Regions from separate parts of the Mus musculus genome. Here all the other regions are linked to region 3. Evidence: chromatin contacts called from ENCODE Hi-C or POLR2A ChIA-PET data. All regions are on one chromosome and are shown on one strand. Each heading gives the region's core, a stretch centred on a gene start or an enhancer-like site at or near the end of the contact. The rest is flanking DNA. Distances are from core to core; before and after follow the strand shown.

Region 1 (3,166 bases), core at 113-2,612, 45 kb after region 3:
AGATGCCCATGCAGGAAGGGCCGAGGCTAACCGGAGTAGGAGAACCTTCTGCCACCCTCCCTAGCACATGGGCTGGCAAATATGCTGCAGGGTCAGGGACTCCAGGAGACCTAGGCTTCAAGCTGGGCAGGGTTTGGTATGGAGTTATCCAAGCTCCCTGGAACACCTCTTTTTCTGTCACTGGGCAACCAGAAGCTAGGGCTAGCTCCCCAGCTCAGGCCTTCTCTATCCGAGGCTGAAAACAGTCCTCCACAGTAAGGGGGGCCCTCCATTGCTTCCCCCAACTCAGACAAGACAGCTTTGTTCTGGGGGCATTTGGCTCCGAAGCCCTGGTGTTCAGCGTAGGGCCTGCAAATTGCACCCTGAAGCCTCCATCCCCAACAGTTTGCTCAGCTTTCCACTCTTCTGTTTCGCTCCTTGACCAATAATAAAACTGTCAGTTGGTTGGCTTTCCCGACTCCATCCCAAATCAGCGTTTCTCCTGGTCCACCATCCTCTCCATCCCCAACTCCTCTTCCCGCTGGCCAGCAGTAACTCCCCTACCTTCGACTAGGCACAACTCCAGAGGCTGGAAGCAGAGTCCTGGTCCTGGAGATTACTTTCAGGACTTCTCAGAAAAAAAGTGTTCGGCCAGGGGAGACTGGACCCCCCCTTCCTCTCCCCTCTTCGTTGGTCCCTCCCACGTCCCCTAGAGCCCTCCCACATTCCGCTTTCTCCCTCCATTCCGGCCAGGCCAGTTCCCTCCTCTAGATCTTCCCCTCCCCTGTGGAGCTGGCTGCAGCCACGCCACCCCCTCCCACTCCTCCCGGCTCAATGAAGCTTTCTTTTCCCGCAGGTTGGAGGCCCGGCAGCCGTATTCAGGGTGCTTGACTTGCAAACGGTTTCGGGACAGCAGGACGGCCCCTGTGGCAACGGGAAGCTTTCCAGCCCGTAGCCGTTCCTCCACATCCCCAACTAGACAGAGTATCAACAACAGTCCAGTCCAATTCCCGGGCTGGGCCATGAGAAAAGGTCCCACAAAGAAAACTATTGTCCCGATGGCTCCCTTGGTCATTATGGCGCCCCCGAGGTGCCTGCAGGTGATGTCACGGCCTTCACTCTGATGTCACGTTAAACATATGTCGTCACTCTCAGCTTCCACCCCCCAGGCACTAGGGCCCCTGGTTGGTGATCACCGCTTCCCTGAGTGGTGCCACTGTGTGCACCACTAAAGATAAAGGCTTTAGTGAGCTCTCCCTGAGTTCTTCCTGATGGCTCGTTTTCCTCCAAGCCCTCCGCTCCCCCATCACCGCCGCAGGGGCCGGGGAGGGGCGGGCACGCCTCCGGCACCCTGCAGCCTCGCCCCGCCCCGCCCCGCCCCCAGCCCTCCGGGCCAGGAAGCGCGGAAGGAATCGCCTGGGCCATGGACGGGGCTGTGATGGAGGGTCCGCTTTTTCTGCAGAGTCAGCGCTTCGGGACCAAGGTAGTTTGTTTGTGGCGTGGGGGATGGCGAAACCCCTCTGGACTAGAAGTGGGTGAAAGAATCCAGAAAGAGGGAAGGGGCCGGAAGAAGGTCGGAACGGCGCGCGGGCAATTGTAGATCCCCAAGACGTTCCCTTAAAAGTCTCGGGCTGTGCCCTCCTTGGTGCGGTCTTGGGATGCCATTATCTTTGGGAAAGTAGCTCAGCCTGGGAAGCCCCAGACTCAGATCGGCCTTCATGGGTCTCTTCTTCCTTGTGGGGCGCGTGCTACCACCGCGCACTCTCGAGTCTTTCGTTCTTTCCCAGAGGTGGAGGAAAACTTGGGCTGTGCTTTACCCAGCCAGTCCTCACGGCGTGGCGCGGCTGGAATTCTTTGATCACAAGGGGTCGAGCTCTAGAGGGGGTCGAGGCGGCTCTCGCCGTCTAGACTGCAAGATGATACGCCTGGCTGAATGTGTGAGCGTGGTGCCGGTGACTGTGGAGAGTCCCCCTGAGCCCGGCGCTGTTGCCTTCCGCCTGGACACCGCACAGCGCTCGCACCTGCTGGCGGCGGACGCCGTATCCAGCACCGCCTGGGTGCAGACTTTATGCAGAACCGCCTTTCCGGTGAGTGACTGGGGGTGGGCATCTCTGGGCTTAAGGGACACTGCGAGGATGGAGCTATTATAGAGGCACTGGACTTCTTGCACCTACCCTAGACCCAAGAGAATTATATATAATTCTTCCATGTTCCCTTTTCTGCAGAAAGGCGGCTGGGCTTTGGCGCAGACGGAGAACCAACCTAAGTTTTCTGCCTTGGAGATGCTGGAGAATTCGCTGTACAGCCCCACCTGGGAAGGTAGATGTCTGGCAGGAATGGAGTGGGTTGAAGAGGTGCCCTTGGGGAGCTAGTGATTGGAGTCAACCGAGTCCCTAACTTGCCCCAGCGCTCCTTCTCCTTCGTATGTGTTCTTCCAGGATCCCAGTTCTGGGTAACCTCGCAGAAGACCGAGGCTTCTGAACGCTGCGGCTTGCAAGGCTCCTACATACTGAGGGTGGAAGCTGAGAAGCTGACTCTCCTGACTTTGGGTGCGCAGAGTCAAATCCTGGAGCCGCTCCTTTTCTGGCCCTACACTCTGTTGCGTCGCTATGGCCGGGACAAGGTGCATGGGGCTGTCTGGGAGGATGACCCGTCAGGGAGGGCTACCAGGTTGAGTAGCTGTAGGTGACAATTCCATTCTCAGGTGGTCTCTTCTGTGCAGATACAGTAACTTGGTCAGGCCTGTGACTCATTTTTTATGACACGCCTAACGTGTTTCCCCCACCCCCTCAGGTAATGTTCTCCTTTGAAGCTGGTCGCCGCTGCCCCTCAGGCCCTGGGACCTTCACCTTCCAGACTTCTCAGGGAAATGACATCTTTCAGGCAGTTGAGGCTGCCATCCAGCAGCAGAAAGCCCAAGGAAAGGTGGGCCAGGCACAGGATATCCTCAGAACTGACTCCCATGATGGGGAGACAGAGGGGAAGACAGTTCCCCCTCCTGTTCCCCAGGACCCCCTGGGCAGCCCTCCAGCCCTATATGCGGAGCCTTTAGACTCCTTGCGAATTCCTCCAGGCCCTTCTCAGGACTCTGTATATTCAGACCCCCTGGGCAGCACCCCTGCTGGGGCAGGGGAAGGGGTGCATTCCAAGAAACCTCTCTATTGGGATTTGTATGGGCATGTGCAGC
Region 2 (3,424 bases), core at 310-2,809, 43 kb before region 3:
CTGTCGTGGCGCAGACCTGTGCCCCAGAGCTTGAGAGACAGGAGGATGGTTACAAATTCCGAGGCATCTAAAAATACATATAGATAGCCTGACACAATCAATCAATAAACTGGGAGAGGGGTATGGGGTGTGGAAACTGGGAGAGCTGGTGATGGCCCGAGTCCAGAAGAAAGTAGTAAAAGGAATAGAGAAACCTGCACTGAAGCCTGGATGTATGACGGAAGTAGCTACTTAGTGGGAGAAAAAAGGAATCCAGGGTAATTCTTTTTGGTTTGAGCCAAATCCAAGTTGATGTTTTTTCCTGAGATACTATTTAAAATAACAGCAACAACAAAAACCTACACAAGGGGCAGGCAGGGTACCATACTTTTGTTTCCTCCTTTGGACCTGAGTGAGAGGCAGGAACCCTGGGAAGAGAAGTGTGGTATTAAGGGTCCCTAAAGATGGGGACAGTGGCACAAGCATTTGATCCCAGCACCTAGGGAACAGAGGCAAGAGTGTGAGCTCCAGGCTGGCCTGGTCTACATAGTGACTTACAGGGCAGCCAAAGTTATATAGTGAGACCGCCTCGAAACAAAAACAAACGAAAATAGGGGTGGGTGACCCCAAAAACCTCGCCATTTGGTTCTCAGACATCCTCTGTCTCTTTCCCCAGCGAGCCCTCCTCCAGAAGGCGCGGAGCCAGCCGTCCCCGACTCTGCCTCTGCCAGTGGGTGGGGGCTGCCCTGCCCCTGCCCTCACCGAAGAGATGCTGCTGAAGCGTGAGGAGCGTGCACGGAAGCGGCGGCTGCAGGCGGCGAGGAGGGCCGAGGAGCACAAAAATCAGACAATTGAGCGCCTCACCAAGACGGCCGCTCCTAGCGGGCGTGGAGGGCGCGGGGCGGCGCGGGGCGAGCGGCGCGGAGGACGGGCTGCTGCCCCGGCCCCTGCACCCATGGTGCGCTACTGCAGCGGGGCACAGGGCTCCACCTTGTCTTTTCCTCCCGGCGTTCCCACACCCACGGCGGTGGCACAGCGGCCTGCCCCATCGGGCCCCGCTCCACGATGCTCTGTCCCCGGCTGCCCCCACCCGCGTCGTTATGCCTGCTCCCGCACCGGCCAGGCCCTTTGCAGCCTACAGTGCTACCGCATCAACCTGCAGCTACGGCTGGGAGGGCCCGAGGGCCCGGGGTCCCCACTCCTGGCCACCTAAGACCTCTCCCACGCCACATTCCTGCTGTCTCCCCCACCCTATTAAATTTCGTACAGTGCCTCAGCTTGTATCGAATTGCTGGAGTGGGAAGCCGGCGGAGTCTGAACCTGAGTGTGTAAAGTCATTCAGCCAATCGGCGAAAATTTTTGTGCTGAACGGCCGTTCATTGGCCGATAAGTCAAAGCTTGTTCTGTTGTCCGTACTGGCTATTGTTGCTGTCAGTCAGGCATTTGGTCGAGCCTTTCCCCTGTCTTTGTCTGTGTGAGTTCTTGTTGTCTGGGAGAGCGGCACAGGCGCCGCTGCGGATTGGGCAAAAGGAGAAACCTGTGACCGGTTCCTATTGGCTGATCTGTTAGTTAGCGATTCTGATTGGCTGGACTGAGCAACTGTGTCCTCTGGAGGTGCTCTCCCCGGCCGGGAGCTCCGGCCGCGGAGTGATGGTGGCACCGGTGGCGATGGGCCGGGCAGGGACCATGGAAGTGGCGGCAGAGGTGGCAGGGGCGGGGCAGCTGGCGGTGGAGGAGGCTGTGGTCTTCAGGGGTCTGTAGGTGGAGGCATGGCTCGGGCCAGCAGCAGGAACAGCAGCGAAGAGGCCTGGGGGTCACTTCAGGCGCCGCAACAGCAGGTATCCCAGCAGCTCTAAAAGCTTATCTCACTACAGCCATTTATTTCTCTTTCCCCTTTCCTGTCACTTCCTGTCCGGGGTGGGGGAGGAGCTCATGGAGCCAAAGGTACTCTGAAGTTCCTGAACATGACCATTCTACTCTTTGTCTAGACTTATTACGTAGATGCAGTTGACTTTACCTGCACCCTCTTAGACCCCATCTCATGGTTGCAATGCAAGCCTGCAGTGGCTCTCCAGTTACCAGAGGCGTAGTGAAACCCCCAGGGAGGTTCCCTCTGTCTTGCAGCAGTTATTTGTGATGTTTTTCTCTGTGCCTATTGTCACAGCAGAGTCCGGCAGCATCTTCTCTTGAGGGAGCAATTTGGAGACGAGCTGGAACCCAGACTCGCGCCCTGGATACCATCCTTTATCATCCACAGCAATCCCATCTGGTTGGGAGCACTGCTCTGGGTCTCACACTGTGCCTCCTCTACCCCAGGGAGCTTGAGACCCAGGGGTGGAAAAAAAAAACCATCTTGGGGGTGTGGGAGGCAGACCTTTGGGGTGGGAGATGTTGAAAGCTTTTTAGCTTTGGAAATGGCCTTAAATTCCTACCCATTGTCACACTATGTTTTGTTTCTTTTAAAACATTAGCCTACAAAAAACCACCCTTGGGGCCAGGCTTCTGTGAGAAAAGTATTGGGTTTAAAGAACTGATATCACTTTCTCTGTATTTACACTTTACTTTCTCACTAGTTTCTGGCATTTTAAATCTTCCATACTGATAGCCCTACATATAGACCCTCCTTTTAGCATCCCATGCCATCCTTCCAAGCTAGGTCGGCTCGTGGGTGGGACTGTATGTGCGTGCAGGAGGTGGGGGTGGACAGGGCCTTGGGTAGAAGCCCCTGGTTCTTAGTGCCTCCTTGCCTCCAGCTTCGAGAGCTGTGCCCAGGAGTGAATACCCAGCCCTACCTCTGTGAGACTGGTCATTGCTGTGGGGAGACTGGCTGCTGCACCTACTACTATGAACTCTGGTGTGAGTCTTCAAAGGGATCCATCTCAGGTTCCATGCCCATCCTCCCTTGGATTTCTGAACTCAGCTACCAAAGACCCTTCTCTGCTTAGGGCTGGAGTCTGGGGTGGTGGTCTGAGTTGTGCCCTCTTTGCCTCCTGCAGGGTTCTGGCTGCTTTGGACTGTCCTCATCCTCTTTAGCTGCTGTTGTGCCTTCCGCCACCGAAGGGCTAAACTCAGGCTGCAACAGCAACAGCGGCAGCGTGAAATCAACTTGTTGGCTTACCATGGGGCATGCCACGGGGCTGGCCCTGTTCCAACCGGTTCACTGCTTGACCTTCGTGAGTGACCTGAAGCTCTTGGATGCAGAACCAGTAGCCCCTTCCAAGCCAGGACCCTCAACCACCCCACACTTCCACTGGCAGACATTTCAGAGCACTCTTGTAGCTCAGGTCCTTCAGTCATCCATGCTGTTCTCTCTCCTGCAGGCCTCCTCAGCGCCTTCAAACCCCCAGCCTACGAGGATGTGGTTCACCACCCAGGCACACCGCCACCTCCTTACACTGTGGGCCCAGGCTACCCTTGGACTACTTCCAGTGAATGCACCCGCTGC
Region 3 (3,467 bases), core at 898-3,397:
GGGCAGGGAAGTAGTGCTGGACAGAGACTTGTCCCTAGACTCTGTCCGTCTCTTCCTCTGTGCGGCTCCACTGCTGCGATTACAAGTTTGCACTACTATGCTAGGGTTTTCTTTGTTTGTTTTTAGGTCTGGGAACTGAACTCTGATCCTGGTACTTGAAAGGCAAATACTTGACTAAGCTATCTGAGCAGACCGCTCTCAAACCTTTTTTGCTCCTGTAAACAAAGTCTTACTCTGGAGTCCAGACTAGCCTGGAATTCACTATATAGCCTAGGCTAGCCCTGAACTTGAAGTGATCTTCCGGCCTGAGCTTTCTTCCAGGTACAAGCTGGCAAGCCAGACATGCCCTCCCCTTTCAGTCCCTTGTTTTCCCCGTAACATGATGGGCTTACTTACATGCTGTGGATTTAGCATTAGTCGGTGACACAGAACCCTTCGGAGATGGCGGACCTCAGCTCTCACAGAACACCGAACATACTTGTTCTAGGAACAGAGAAGGAGGGGAGGGCACAGGTGTCTGAGGGAAGGGTTGCTGGGAGAAACGGCTCCTTCAAAGGGGCCCTCCCCTCAACCCCTCTCACCTGAAGGACATTTTTATTCTTGTCTTTGCCAGAACTGGATGGAAACAGATACAAGTTAGAGGGTTCCACTTTTCTTGTCTCCTACCTAGCACAAGCACCACAGCACACTTTCTTCAGGGGAGCAGACACTCCCTCACCCTTCCCCCCAAGTCCCTTAGCATCTGGGTCACCAGTAGTATCACTTCACGCAACCTCTGACCTGCCCCTCACCTCAGCCGCTCCAGGCATAGGCTCAGCTGTTCATCATATCGATAATAGTGGGCTTTAGAGTGGTCAAAACTGCTGAAGGGGAGGCCAAGGTTGCTCAGGGCTGGCTCTGAGGAAAAGTAGATATTGAGGAGGCTGGTACAGGTTCCATACCCTCTTCTCCCCAGAGAGCAAAACCAGGCAAAAGAGATGCTCTGAGGGCTTTAATTGCCCCCCTCCCCCAAATGAGCACCAAGGACATACCTTCACCACTGGGCTGGGAGACTCTGTCTAAGCCTCGGGACTGATAGAATTCCCGAATCCGTTTCTCTTCACCTAAGGAGGGGTGAAGGGCAGCCATATTAATTCTCTTTGTTTTGGCTGTTGACCTCTTTATCTTTGTATTTTTTTGATTCCCAACAAAACTGTTGGGAACAAAACGTCAAGGTGCCACCCAGCATTAGAGTCAGGAGGCCCCACAAATATAAGGTGGCCACTCACTGTCTTGCAAGCCTGGCACTAGCTTATACACTATGTCCTGCATGACCCGATCCAGTTTGAGATTGAGCAACGGCTGCGTCTCGTGGATCTTGATGTTGCACATGGGGCAGTACTTGCTGGTTTGCAGGTACTTCACGATACAACTTTTGCAGACTGTAAGAGGAGAAACGAAGATGCTCAGGTCCCTTGGGAACCCGACACATGGGACAGGCAGCACAGAGGCTGGCAGCCAGCTTGGAAGAGGAGAGACAGGATCCGGGACACTCACAGGTGTGGAGACACTCTGTGATGGTGGTGGCATCCACGAAGTAGCCCGCGCACAGGCAGCAAACGATGTGTTCATTCAGGTCTTTGATCTTCACCCGGACCTCCTCCTGTGGACACACCCTCAGTCACTCCCCACTGGTCTTGCAAGCCCACCCCATCTCACCTTCTGCAATTCCCAGCAACAGAGCAGTTTGTTATTGGACTGGGTCGTCTGGCCCCCGAGAAGAGACGGGGGAGTGAGCTCCCCCTTCGCCCAGCAGAGGGCTCCGCGCACAGCGGGTGCTCTCTTTTCGCGGACCCGCCTGACTCTCTTTTTTCCCTCGGGAGACCAGACGCTGTCGGAGACACAACGCGCAAGCGTCCAAGTCCAGCGTTTGGCAACTCGGCCAGAATCGCGCGTGCGTATCGCGCACCCCGTGGCTGCGCAAGCGCACTGGGCGCCCATCCCGCCGCCACCCGTCCTCTCCTTCGTTTGGGTTCACACAGCTAACGGACCCCAGCAGTCATCCCGCTGCCCCTGCACCTCGTTCCGTAGTGGGTCCATCTTGTACACTGACTGGAGCTGGTTCCGAAGCCTCATCGCGATCGCAATCTGGCCCCCCTGAGGAGACGCCATCTTAAAGGCTGATCCCAGCCCGCCACTTCCGGTACCGCCTGCGGGGCGGGACTTGTCTCCTAGCAACGAGGGCCTCACATTCTCCGGATTGGCTAGTTTTCCGGCACACCCCGCCCTCGCCCCCTCTTTAGCTCCCCGTGTGCTCACCTGAGCCCGCTGCCCCCCCAACAATCGGTGGTCGTTATGGAGGGGGGTTGAGTGAAGCAGGGTCTCTGCGGTGCACGCTCCCACGGGCGTCCTTCCAACGGCGCGCACACAACCTCTGGATCAACTTCGGTAGCTTGTGCTAAGAGAGCCTGTGTGCCCTGGGACCCCGAAGCCGGGCTATCGCCCGCCGCTACAGCTCCGGAGTGTGGGAGTCCTGGGACCCGACCTCGCCTCCGACCCGGGGTCCTCTCTATACAGTGCAGTCCTGCTCCGCTGCGGCGTCCGCGTTGCGGAGCTGCGTCCCAGCCGCGGGCCTTCTCCCGTCTGCGCCGCGGGAGTTTTTTCCGGGCTCGCGAAGTCTGGGAGAGGGTGCCCTGGGCGGGGTGGAGAGGGAGAGACCCCCCGGGGAACCGGGAGCTCTTACTCCCCACTCTCTCCCTGCTGCCGAGGATGGGGAGAATAGGCCCTGGCTAATGATGATGATTTAATCATCGGCGCCTGCGGAGGCCTGGGACAGACTAATGCAGAGCAGATGCCGAAGGAGGAGGGGAGGATTGACAGCGAGGAGACTTGGGCAGCGAGTGCCTGCAGTAGCATAGGCCCGGGCCCGCACTTGGGGAGGACACAGGGGTTCCCGGGTCTGGTACACTGTCATCACTGGGTCCCTACGGCGGAATTTTAAAAGAATAAATTTACTCTGAAGCGTTATTAGCATCGAGTACAACTGGAGATTCGAGTGAGAGGGGAGAGACTGGCGGAAACTTGAAAGGCTCTCTGGAGAAAATTGGGACTCTTGTGTGGGCATGATTGACAAATGGATGCACGAGAGGTATAAATGTGATGGAAATAGAAAAAAAAGGCAGTGTGAAGAGGAACGACCAAAGAAACAGGTGTGGATTGAGAGCCCCAATGGAAGGAATGGGGTCTAAAAGAACTGGAATAATTAGGTTGAAGGTAACAGGAACCTCACAGAAAGGAGTGTATGTCTGTTACCCCATAAGTGGTAGTACATAAGCGTCAGGAAAGTATTAAAGACTTGTTAATCGACTACATACAGCTATGGTTTACCTTCCTGGCCCAGGCCACCTAGTCACCTCTGAGCCACTGCAGGTCTTGACTGCTTGCCCATGTCTATATCGTTCCCTCTTTAGACCTTTCTTCCCACAGCA

Evidence for each region. A loop is a pair of places that touch in the nucleus more often than their neighbours do. ChIA-PET counts read pairs that join two places held with the same protein, here RNA polymerase II (POLR2A).
Region 1: POLR2A ChIA-PET joins it to region 3 with 18 read pairs in Patski. The contact joins the promoter of Dok1 here to the promoter of Pcgf1 in region 3. A Hi-C loop is called at or near these places in 1 of 37 maps with a recorded cell type or tissue (left cerebral cortex). POLR2A ChIA-PET finds 5 or more read pairs at or near these places in 3 of 5 experiments (Patski and embryonic stem cell).
Region 2: a map of T-helper 2 cell shows a loop between it and region 3 (2.0-fold over the local background). The contact joins the promoter of Wbp1 here to the promoter of Pcgf1 in region 3. A Hi-C loop is called at or near these places in 3 of 37 maps with a recorded cell type or tissue (T-helper 17 cell, T-helper 2 cell and adrenal gland). POLR2A ChIA-PET finds 5 or more read pairs at or near these places in 4 of 5 experiments (Patski and embryonic stem cell).

Annotation. Positions count from the first base shown.
Region 1 is chr6:83,031,667-83,034,832 of GRCm38, reverse strand. Dok1 (docking protein 1) reads left to right here and starts at 1,362. Exons shown (of 5, transcript NM_010070.4): 1 at 1,362-1,462; 2 at 1,767-2,066; 3 at 2,205-2,298; 4 at 2,418-2,602; 5 at 2,773-3,166. The coding sequence starts at 1,403. Loxl3 (lysyl oxidase-like 3) reads right to left here and starts at 628. Exons shown (of 14, transcript NM_013586.5): 1 at 544-628.
Region 2 is chr6:83,119,596-83,123,019 of GRCm38, reverse strand. Wbp1 (WW domain binding protein 1) reads left to right here and starts at 1,559. Exons shown (of 5, transcript NM_016757.2): 1 at 1,559-1,817; 2 at 2,144-2,248; 3 at 2,733-2,835; 4 at 2,976-3,152; 5 at 3,300-3,424. The coding sequence starts at 1,749. Ino80b (INO80 complex subunit B) reads left to right here. Exons shown (of 5, transcript NM_023547.2): 5 at 656-1,255. The coding sequence ends at 1,192.
Region 3 is chr6:83,077,070-83,080,536 of GRCm38, reverse strand. Pcgf1 (polycomb group ring finger 1) reads right to left here and starts at 2,147. Exons shown (of 9, transcript NM_197992.1): 1 at 2,059-2,147; 2 at 1,537-1,642; 3 at 1,269-1,421; 4 at 1,032-1,103; 5 at 792-897; 6 at 582-615; 7 at 397-483. The coding sequence starts at 2,115.